2 separate regions of the Homo sapiens genome follow, and region 1 is linked to region 2. The links are chromatin loops, found by intact Hi-C in ENCODE. Cell type or tissue: K562. All regions are shown on one strand. Links, peaks and the distances in the headings refer to the core of each region. The heading gives the core; the rest is flanking DNA.

Region 1 (4,396 bases), core at 166-4,165, 880 kb after region 2:
ATAACATTTATTTTCTACTTGTGAATGTATATAGAGTCATGCACTTTTATTTTATTTAATTCTCACAAAAACCCTAAGGGTAGGTATTTATACCTACATTTTCCAAATGAGGAAACTGAGGCTTAGAGGGATTAATTGACCCAATCAAGATCAGAGGACGACTTATACAGAGCAAGGATAAGATTTGAACCTAGGTCTGCCTTTTCACCATTGTGATAAACTGCTGAATAATGATCATTGTGGGCACCATTGTAAGCACTTCACAGGTATTAAATTACTTAATCCTCTCTAACAAGTTTATGAGAAATCTATGACTATTACCATCTCCATTTTAGAAATGAGGGAAGAGAGGCACGGAGAGAGTAAGTCACTTGCCCTAGGACCCTGAGCTCGTAAGTAGTGGGGCTAGGTTTTGAACCCAGGCCTCTAACTCAGGCATCCATTTTTTTGCTCACCTCACTCAAGGAAAGCCATTATTGTTTATTAAACAAATTGCTTTTTGATACACATAAAATATTGTAAAAATAAGCATTAGCAAGTGATTTGTTCATGAGCTGTGATGGCCACTGTGTGCCTCCCATTGCACTGGATGGTGATTGTGAGAAAAGAAAAGACCACAGTTCTTTTTTATAGAACAGCATCTCACTCTATCACCCAGGCTGGAGTGCAGTGGCATGATCATAGCTCACTGTAACCTCAAACCCCTTGCTCAAGTCATCCTCCCGCCCCAGCCTCCCAAAACACTGGGATTACAGGCTTAAGCCATGGGCACGGTCCCACAGTTCTCGTGTTCAGTGAGCTAGATGGCTCTTATCAGATGATCACAAGGACAATGGCGCTTTCAGGGAGGTTCGGGAGCCAGGTGTACATCTAGCAGGGACCAGGTTGGCCTGTGAGATTGAAAGGGAAGTCCCACAGATGGTCAGAGTGCCATCTCCTTGGGATGACAGAAAGCTGTCCATGAACTGGGTTCAGTGGCTCATGCCTGTAATCCCCACACTTTGGGAGCCCAAGGTGGGTGGATCACGAGGTCAGAAGATTGAGACCATCCTGGCCAACATGGTGAGACCCTGTCTCTACTAAAAATACAAAAAAATTAGCTGGGCATGGTGGCGGGCGCCTGTAATCTCAGCTACTCAGGAGGCTGAGGCAGGAGAATCACTTGAACCCGGGAGGCGGAGTTTGCAGTGAGCTGAGATCATGCCACTGCACTCTAGCCTGGGTGACAGCAAGAGACTCCATCTCAAAAAAAAAAAGAATGCTGTCCATACAGAAGCTGCCATGTCCGTTTCCACCAACAACTACCTCTGGCCTCCAGGGCCTTCAGCAAGGGAAGAGAGGAAAAGGCATTTGGAGTGTGCCACAACCTTTCAACTGCGATGAGAGACGCTAGGCACTGGAAGGCTGGCTCCAGTGATGGCATTTGTTCTTTGGAGTGACCCTCTGATCAGAAGAAGCCCTCTGGACCAACTGTGTCCCATCCTTCTCAGCTCTTTTTTATCCGAGAGGGAGGGGTAAGCTACTGAGGACAGCACAGGCTACAGGGATCCAGCGGATCCAGAGATCCACTGCTAGAACCGAATGCTGGCTAGTGCTTGAAGAGGATGCTGATACAACAAGCCATCCAAGGACACTGAAAGCAGCAGAAACCTTCACTGGGCAGGCAGTGTTCCCAGCACCTCGGATCTCCAAGAAAGGCTGAGGCTCTTCTTGCCAAGGGAAGAGTTCAGGACATCCTTGGAAGCAGAAGGAAAGCTAGGATCCATCCACCTGGCAGGCACCTTCAGCCTGTCTTTCCTTTTTGTTTTTAGTCTTTTCCCTATTCTCTTGTTTGTGCAGACAGAATTAACTTCTACATAACTCACTTTGCAAATCTCCAAATAAAAATCATGGAAAACATCATACTATATGAGCAAGTGATTGAACATCTCTAAGTCTTACTATGTCTCATCTGAAAAGCGAGGAAAACCACAGGATCTATCTTATAGAATCGAGATCAAATGAGCCAGTTTGTATTTTAGCTCAGTGCCTCAAAATAATTATGCCTGAGTAATCCAAGTCTACCACCTGCTGGCAGCATTAGGTAAGTGCAGAATTTGTTTCTTCAAGAGGCTAAAAACTGGTGCAAATTGGGTCAGCAAATCCTAAAGAGAAGAATGGCAAACATGATCACACCTCTGACCCTCTGCCTGGGTTACTGAATGGACCAGATTTCAGATGATTTTCAGTATTGATGTTGGTGTCGTTTAAAAGTTAGTTTCTGAATTATTTCTTGATCAGATTACTTAAACCTACTTTACATCGACCATTCTTTTGGGGTTCCCTATTTTTCTTAGAATTCTTTAAGGACGCTGCTTTGCATTGGTGATTTCATTAGGTAGAGTCTCTCTCTCTCTCTTTCTGAGTGGGTGTGTGACTGTATACAAAAATATATAAATATATGTACATATAGAAAACGTTTTAATATGTATAGAGATGTGTATATGTATATATAGAGAGAGTATTTTAATGCATCTATGTGGAGTGTGTGTGTACATTGAGAGAGCTTTAATATATAGTGCCCATTCTCAGCAGCAGATCTAGGTTTTGTGAGCCTAAAATGCATGCAATTTTAAAGTCATCTTTAAGGAAAAGAATACAAAATCAGGCCAGGTGCAGTGGCTGATACCTGTAATCCCAGAACTTTAGGAGGCTGAGGCAGGAGCATCACTTGAGGCCAGGAGTTTGAGACCAGCCTGGGCAATATAGTGAGACTTCATTTCTATAAAATATTAAAAATTATCTGAGTGTGACTGCATGCACCTGTGGTTTCAGCTACTCTGGAGGCTGAGGTGAGAGGACTGCTTGAGCCAGGGAGGTGGAGGTTGCAGTGAGCCAGCCTGAGTGACACAGCAAGACCCTGTCTCGAAAGAAAAAGAAAAAGAAACCCTGCAAAACAAAAAACAAACCAAAACCCAATAAAAACCCAACCCCAAACAGAAACAAACAAAGAATATAAAACCATGAATTAAAAATTAGATACAAAAAGATTGACTTGCATGAGAAGAGAAGGGGCTTTGGAAGAAGTCTGCACAGTAACAGCCCTGAGCTGAAACCTTGTTACCTTTGTAATAAATCTGCCTCTGCCTGATTTCTCACTGCCTCCTTTTCTTGTCCATCTAAGTGCCGCCCAACCTCTCCAGGGTTACTTTTACAGTGCTTTTTGCAGTTTACAGAGTGAAGCACTTTTTGTTAACTTCCTAAACGGTCCCATGAAGACCTGTCCTGGTCTTTCCTCTTCAACTTATGGGTGGAAACAAATTGTTTTGACATCACTCGGAGACACTACTTGCTGCAGTCAGGACAGAGTCCTCCATTCATTGTGACCTGGGGATTTCCTTTCCACCTGGGTGCTGAAGCTCTCTGTTGCAGGAAGCATGTCTGGTTATCAAAAATTATTATCCTCGGTCGGGCACAGTGGCTTACACCTGTAATCCCAGCACTTTGGGAGGCCAAGGCGGGTGGTTCACCTGAGGTCGAGAGTTCAAGACCAGCCTGAGCAACATGGTGAAATCCTGTCTCTACTAAAAATACAAAAATTAGCTGAGCATGGTGGTGGGTGCCTGTAATCCCAGCTACTCGGGAGGCTCAGGCAGGAGAATTGCTTGAACCTGGGAGGTGGAGGTTGCAGTGAGCCGAGATCACGCCACTGCACTCCAGCCTGGGTGACAAGAGCAAAACTCCTCAAAGAAAAAAAAAAATTCTCTCATTTCCTCCTGGGGCACAGCAAATATTATGTCACATTTATCCACAGTTTGGTAAAATAGCCTTACTTTTTTTTTTTTTTTTAGCTAAATAGATAACTAGCTAAAACTTTTTAACCAGAAAAGGTGAAGTTACCTTAGAAAAAATAATCGAAAATTGGACACTCAAGACCCTTCTACCCCCATACAATTGCTTTCCAGTGGCTAAAGTCAATGTACACTATTTGTATTCTGTTTTACTCTAAAGATTTTGTGTATTTCAACATGGTCTTCATAAGTACATTTAAATAATGCATGGTTGTATTCATGTATTATAAGTAATACAAATATACCTCATATTGATAGACATATAAATTTCCAGTTTTTAATTTTATAATTAATACTACAATAAACCTTATTTTTGAACATGGCTATTTATTTATTCATTTTTTTTTGCTCCTGCTAAATTATTTTCTAAGAATATGAATGGAATTCCAGGATAATATTTATGAAAATATTGCCAGGTACAGTCATAGTATTTTCCACTAGAAATGTGCAATATAAAGCGTGCAGTGTTTCACTAGCATGCAGATCCATGTGTTCAGGTTCCCTGCAGTTGGGCTTTCAAGTGTATCATAAGGAACATACACTCCAGTTCTTCCCTGGTGTAGCTT
Region 2 (4,396 bases), core at 282-4,281:
TGAAAGCAGGATCTTGAAGAAATATCTGGACACCCATGTTAGTAGCAGCATTATTCACAATAGCCAGCATTATTCACAATAGCCAAAAGGAGGAAGCAACACACATGTCTATCAATGGATGAGTAGATAAACAACCTATGGTATTTAGTATAATGGACTATTATTCAACCTTCAAAAGGAAGAAAATTCTGACACATGGTACACCATGGGTGATCCTGAGGACATGATGCCAAGGGAAAAAAAGCCAATCACAAAAAATACAAACACTGAATTATTCTTCTTATATGAGGTACCTAGAGTAGTCAAATTCATAGAGACAGAAAGTAGAATGGTGATTGCCAGGGACTGGGCGGAGGGGGAGGTGGCAATGGGCAGTTGTTTAATGGGTATAAGGTTTCACTTTTGCAGAATTACAGGAGTACTGGAGATTGTTTGCACAATGTGAATGTAGTTGACACTACTAAACTGTGCATTTAAAAATAGTTAAGATTGTAAATTTTATGTCATGTATATTTTAACACAATTAAAAAAATGAACAGAGCCTATAAAACAATATTTATGGATAAAATTATTGAGAAACCAGTAAAAAAAATTTACTGAAACACATTAAAGAAGACCTAAATAACTGGAGTGAATTCCATATTCATGGACTGATTATACCTTAATTGTAACCTATCGTAACCTAATATTGTAAAAATGGCAATTTTTCCCAAATTAACTTGTAGACTTAATGTAATCCCAATAAAAATTGAAACACTTTTTATGGAAATTGAAAAATGAATACTAACATTTATATGGAAATACAGAGTTAAGAAGAGCAAAGACACTCTTGAAAGGAGAATGTAGGTGATAAGACTTGCTCTACTGGTTATCAAGATTCATTAAACGGGCCAGGCGTGGTGACTCACGCTTGCAATCCTAGTACTTTGGAAGGCTGAGGCAGGAGGATTGCTTGAGCCCAGGAGTTTTAAACAGGCGTGGGCAACAAAGAGAGACCCTGTCTCTAAAAAAAGTTTTTAAAAATTAGCCAGACATGGTGGCATGCACCTGTGGTCCCAGCTACGTGGGAGGTTGAGGCCGGAGGACTGCTTAAGCCCAGGAGGTTGAGCCATATTTGTGCCATTGCACTCCAGCTTGGGCAAAAGAGTGAGACCCTGTTATCTCAAAAAAAAAAAAAAAAAAAAAAAAGAAGATTCATTGATTCATTAAAAGGTTGTAATAACTAAAAAAGTATGGTGTTAATGTAAGACAAATAAACATACCAATGGAAGAAATTAAAGGTACCAGGAAAAGATTCATACATACATGGGTGGCTTGACATGTGACACAAAGATCTTTGCAGAAGAGTGGGAGAAAGTTTTTTTTTCAATAAATGATGCTGAATCAATTATCTAAATGGAAAATGGAAAATAAAATTGACCCCTACTTCATACCATACACAAAATCATTTTCAAGTTAATTATAAACCTAATTGTAAAAAGCAAAATATTAAAGATGATGGAATATAATATAAAAACATTTTCAAGATATTGGGATAGGGAGAGATTTTAGAAATATGACACTAAAACTCTAATCTCAAAGGGAAAGAAAAAATGATAAATTCAGCTTATTAAAAATTGGGATTTTTATTTATCAAAAGACATGCAAATGTGGAATTCCAGGATGTTAGCTGTGCAACAAATGAAAAAGTAGTCTCAATTTGAGCAGTAGCACTGAGAATAACTCCAGTAATTTTTCAGAAGGAGAATTATTGGAGAATTCAGACTTGTTTAACAATATTGAGAGGACCATACAGCTTCAGTAGAGATTTTAAGCATTAATTTTGATAAGTACCTAGAAAACTAAGCAAAAAAATAAAGCAAGGTTATGATTTTTCAGGAGCAAAAACACAGAAGGATGTTTCCAGACAAGGAAAAATAATTATACAATACAATCTACCTGGTTCATTTGTGAAAAAATTTGCAAAATCATACTATGATGAAGACATATCATTACATTGTATTGCAACTGTATGTTAGAGGAAGAGGATGAACTAAATTCCCGTTTTCTGAGGTAGTATTATAGTATTCTTTGCCTTCTTCTCCACAAGAGGGCGCAAGGTGAATGAACCTTTCCTTTTGTGGCCTGGTCTTCATACTCTGCCGTTGGCATTTCAATCTAATCCACAAGTATTTTCAAAGCAATGGCTCTTTTCAACTTGAAAAGTGGAAAAGTGGTCTGTAATGGTCTGTAACCACCTTTCAGACCCTAAGCCTGGGTCTAGGAGAGCATTTCCGATTGAGCTTGTCTGCTATGCAATGCACTGGCGTAATGGAAATCATGCCAGACCAGGGGTCATCTAGCATGGACTGTCCTGCTGAGGCTGTCCCCTCCTGGCCAGGGCATCTGAGGCAAGTGAGTTGGCCTCTTGGAGTCTCAGTTTCCTCATCTGTAACATAAAGGCAATTAGAGTAATCACCTCATAGGATTGTCCTGGGAAATAAATGAGGTAGAGTTCCCTAAGTGTCTAAGAAATATTTTATATGTAAATTTTTACATATAAAATTACATATATTTTATATGTAAAAAAAGTAACTATTATTATTTTTACTATTAATTCCTTATCTGTGAAACTCTAGAGGGATTGCCAAGGGGGGACTGAGTGACCTCCAAGAGTCTCCTCCAAGATCTTTTTTCTGAGTTTGTCAATGACTTACCATGCATGCTGGTCATTTTCTATAATCTATCTGTAAAGCTTCAGAAAAGAAGAGGAGACCTCTGAAGAGGAGGGACACGCTGTTCCCAGGAATCTGCTCCAGCAGATTTTCTGTCCTGCTGGGCCCTGTACCCGCCCTCCATGCCTGCTGTGTGCTGTGGGGCTGGAAGTATGTGGCCAACACATCCCACAGTTTTGGTCCTGGTCTCAGCTTGGTCCTGCCAGCAGTGGAGAACAGAGGCGGCTTTGGTTTAGTGCTGTCCATGCTGGCCACAGCAGCAGCCTCTGGCTCCCGGGGCAACGGGTAGCTGGTGTAGGCTTGGGGCCAGCCGGGTCGGTAATGACTTCTTCATCTCTAGTTAACCCTCCTCTATTTTCCCCCTCTGGCACCCCTCCAGCCACACCCACCAGCCATTGCAATACCTTGGTAAATAGTTCTTTGCCCTGAATCCTTCTCTGCTTGAAAGAACAAGTGGTTTCTGTTCTCAGACTGCACCTTGATTGATGGGTGCAGGGGCTTCACCATCTGGAAAGCTCTCCCCAGGCAAGTGGGGTGCACAGCCCAGCCAAACCACAGTCATCATCACCACCTCTTCTCACATGCAGGTTTCTAGACATTAATATGAGCCAGGGGGCACCATACGGGTGTTATTTGTATACACCTGGTGTATACAAATATATTCATTTCTATTGTGGTGTAAAATCCCATACAGCCTGCAATGGGGCAGCCTTTCTGGGCCTGAGGAGTGGGTCGAACCTTTGCTAATGTTAAATTATCAGGTTGTGTATTCCCCTTTAGGATGAGTGTTTCCTTGCTTTCTGCTGCCTTCCTGCTTTAGAAGCACAGCAGCCATGAAGCACTAAACTTCATCGCGCACACAACCAGGCACTGCAGGATTTTGAAAGGGTGCTGAAGGATAGATACGGGCTGATTCCCAAGTCATGCTCGAGACTCCCTTATGAAGGAGGCTGCCAAAGACTGGTTTTGTGACCCTAGCTGGCCTCCTATCTTTGACCTAGAAAGAGGTTTCAAAGGCTGAGAAAAGGCTAGTGGTGAGAAGGTTTTTGAGAGGGTTGCTGGGAGGGGCCTGCATGATACCTTGAGGGGCAAAGGGAACGTGGGAGTGTTTCCCAAGGACCTGATTTGGGCGGCTCCACTGAGAAAGCTGGCTGGGGTCATTTGATATCCCACCCAAGAGAGCTGCCTGAAGAGCAAAACTCCGCAGCACAGTAAGTCTGAGGCTCCTTCATCATATAAAGGCTCAGGAAGGTGTCTTGAGTGACCAGCTGGAAAGAGAGCCCCAGAGACTAAGGAGTCTCTGAAAAAAACCTACGAAGTTCCTTACAGGGAGGAAAGAACTTGCTTCAGAGAGGGCTGATTCCAGATCATCACAAAGTTCCAAGTTATGTGAGAATCCTGCTGCCCCACCCTCCTTAGCTCCACCCTGGGTGTGGCCAAAACCCACAGCAAAGGGTGGAGCTGAAGAAACAAAAGAGCTTGGAGAAGAAAAGAGAGAAATGTATCAGGACGCGTCTCCCTGCAGGTGGCTGGTCTGCAGTGGGTGCCTGCCATGCAGAGGAGGGAAAAGGGAAGAACTAACCCCACTGTAGGGGAAATGAATGATGCTTTCTCATCACTTTCCATGAAGCCCCTTTGCTCCACATAAAGGCCAGGCTGGCAACGCATGCTGAGGTTTAGAG

Evidence for each region. A loop is a pair of places that touch in the nucleus more often than their neighbours do. Peaks named below come from ENCODE experiments on the same cell type or tissue, not always from the same donor. Only the 100,000 strongest peaks of a DNase experiment are listed, where the experiment ranks them.
Region 1: it touches region 2 in a loop (5-fold over the local background); 9 of 110 quality-filtered maps call a loop at or near these places.

The regions. Positions count from the first base shown.
Region 1 is chr18:36,282,816-36,287,211 of GRCh38, forward strand. No RefSeq gene overlaps it. Among named protein-coding and RNA genes, the nearest start is that of FHOD3, 13 kb to the right of the region's middle. In K562, for the core only: a CTCF peak has its summit at 2,071 (motif pointing left); a DNase peak (open chromatin) is centred at 2,066; H3K27me3 peaks cover 1,180 bases.
Region 2 is chr18:35,405,977-35,410,372 of GRCh38, forward strand. LOC105372063 (a long non-coding RNA gene) reads right to left here and starts at 3,098. Exons shown (of 3, transcript XR_935376.3): 1 at 2,697-3,098. In K562, for the core only: a CTCF peak has its summit at 2,084 (motif pointing right); DNase peaks (open chromatin) are centred at 2,095 and 4,135.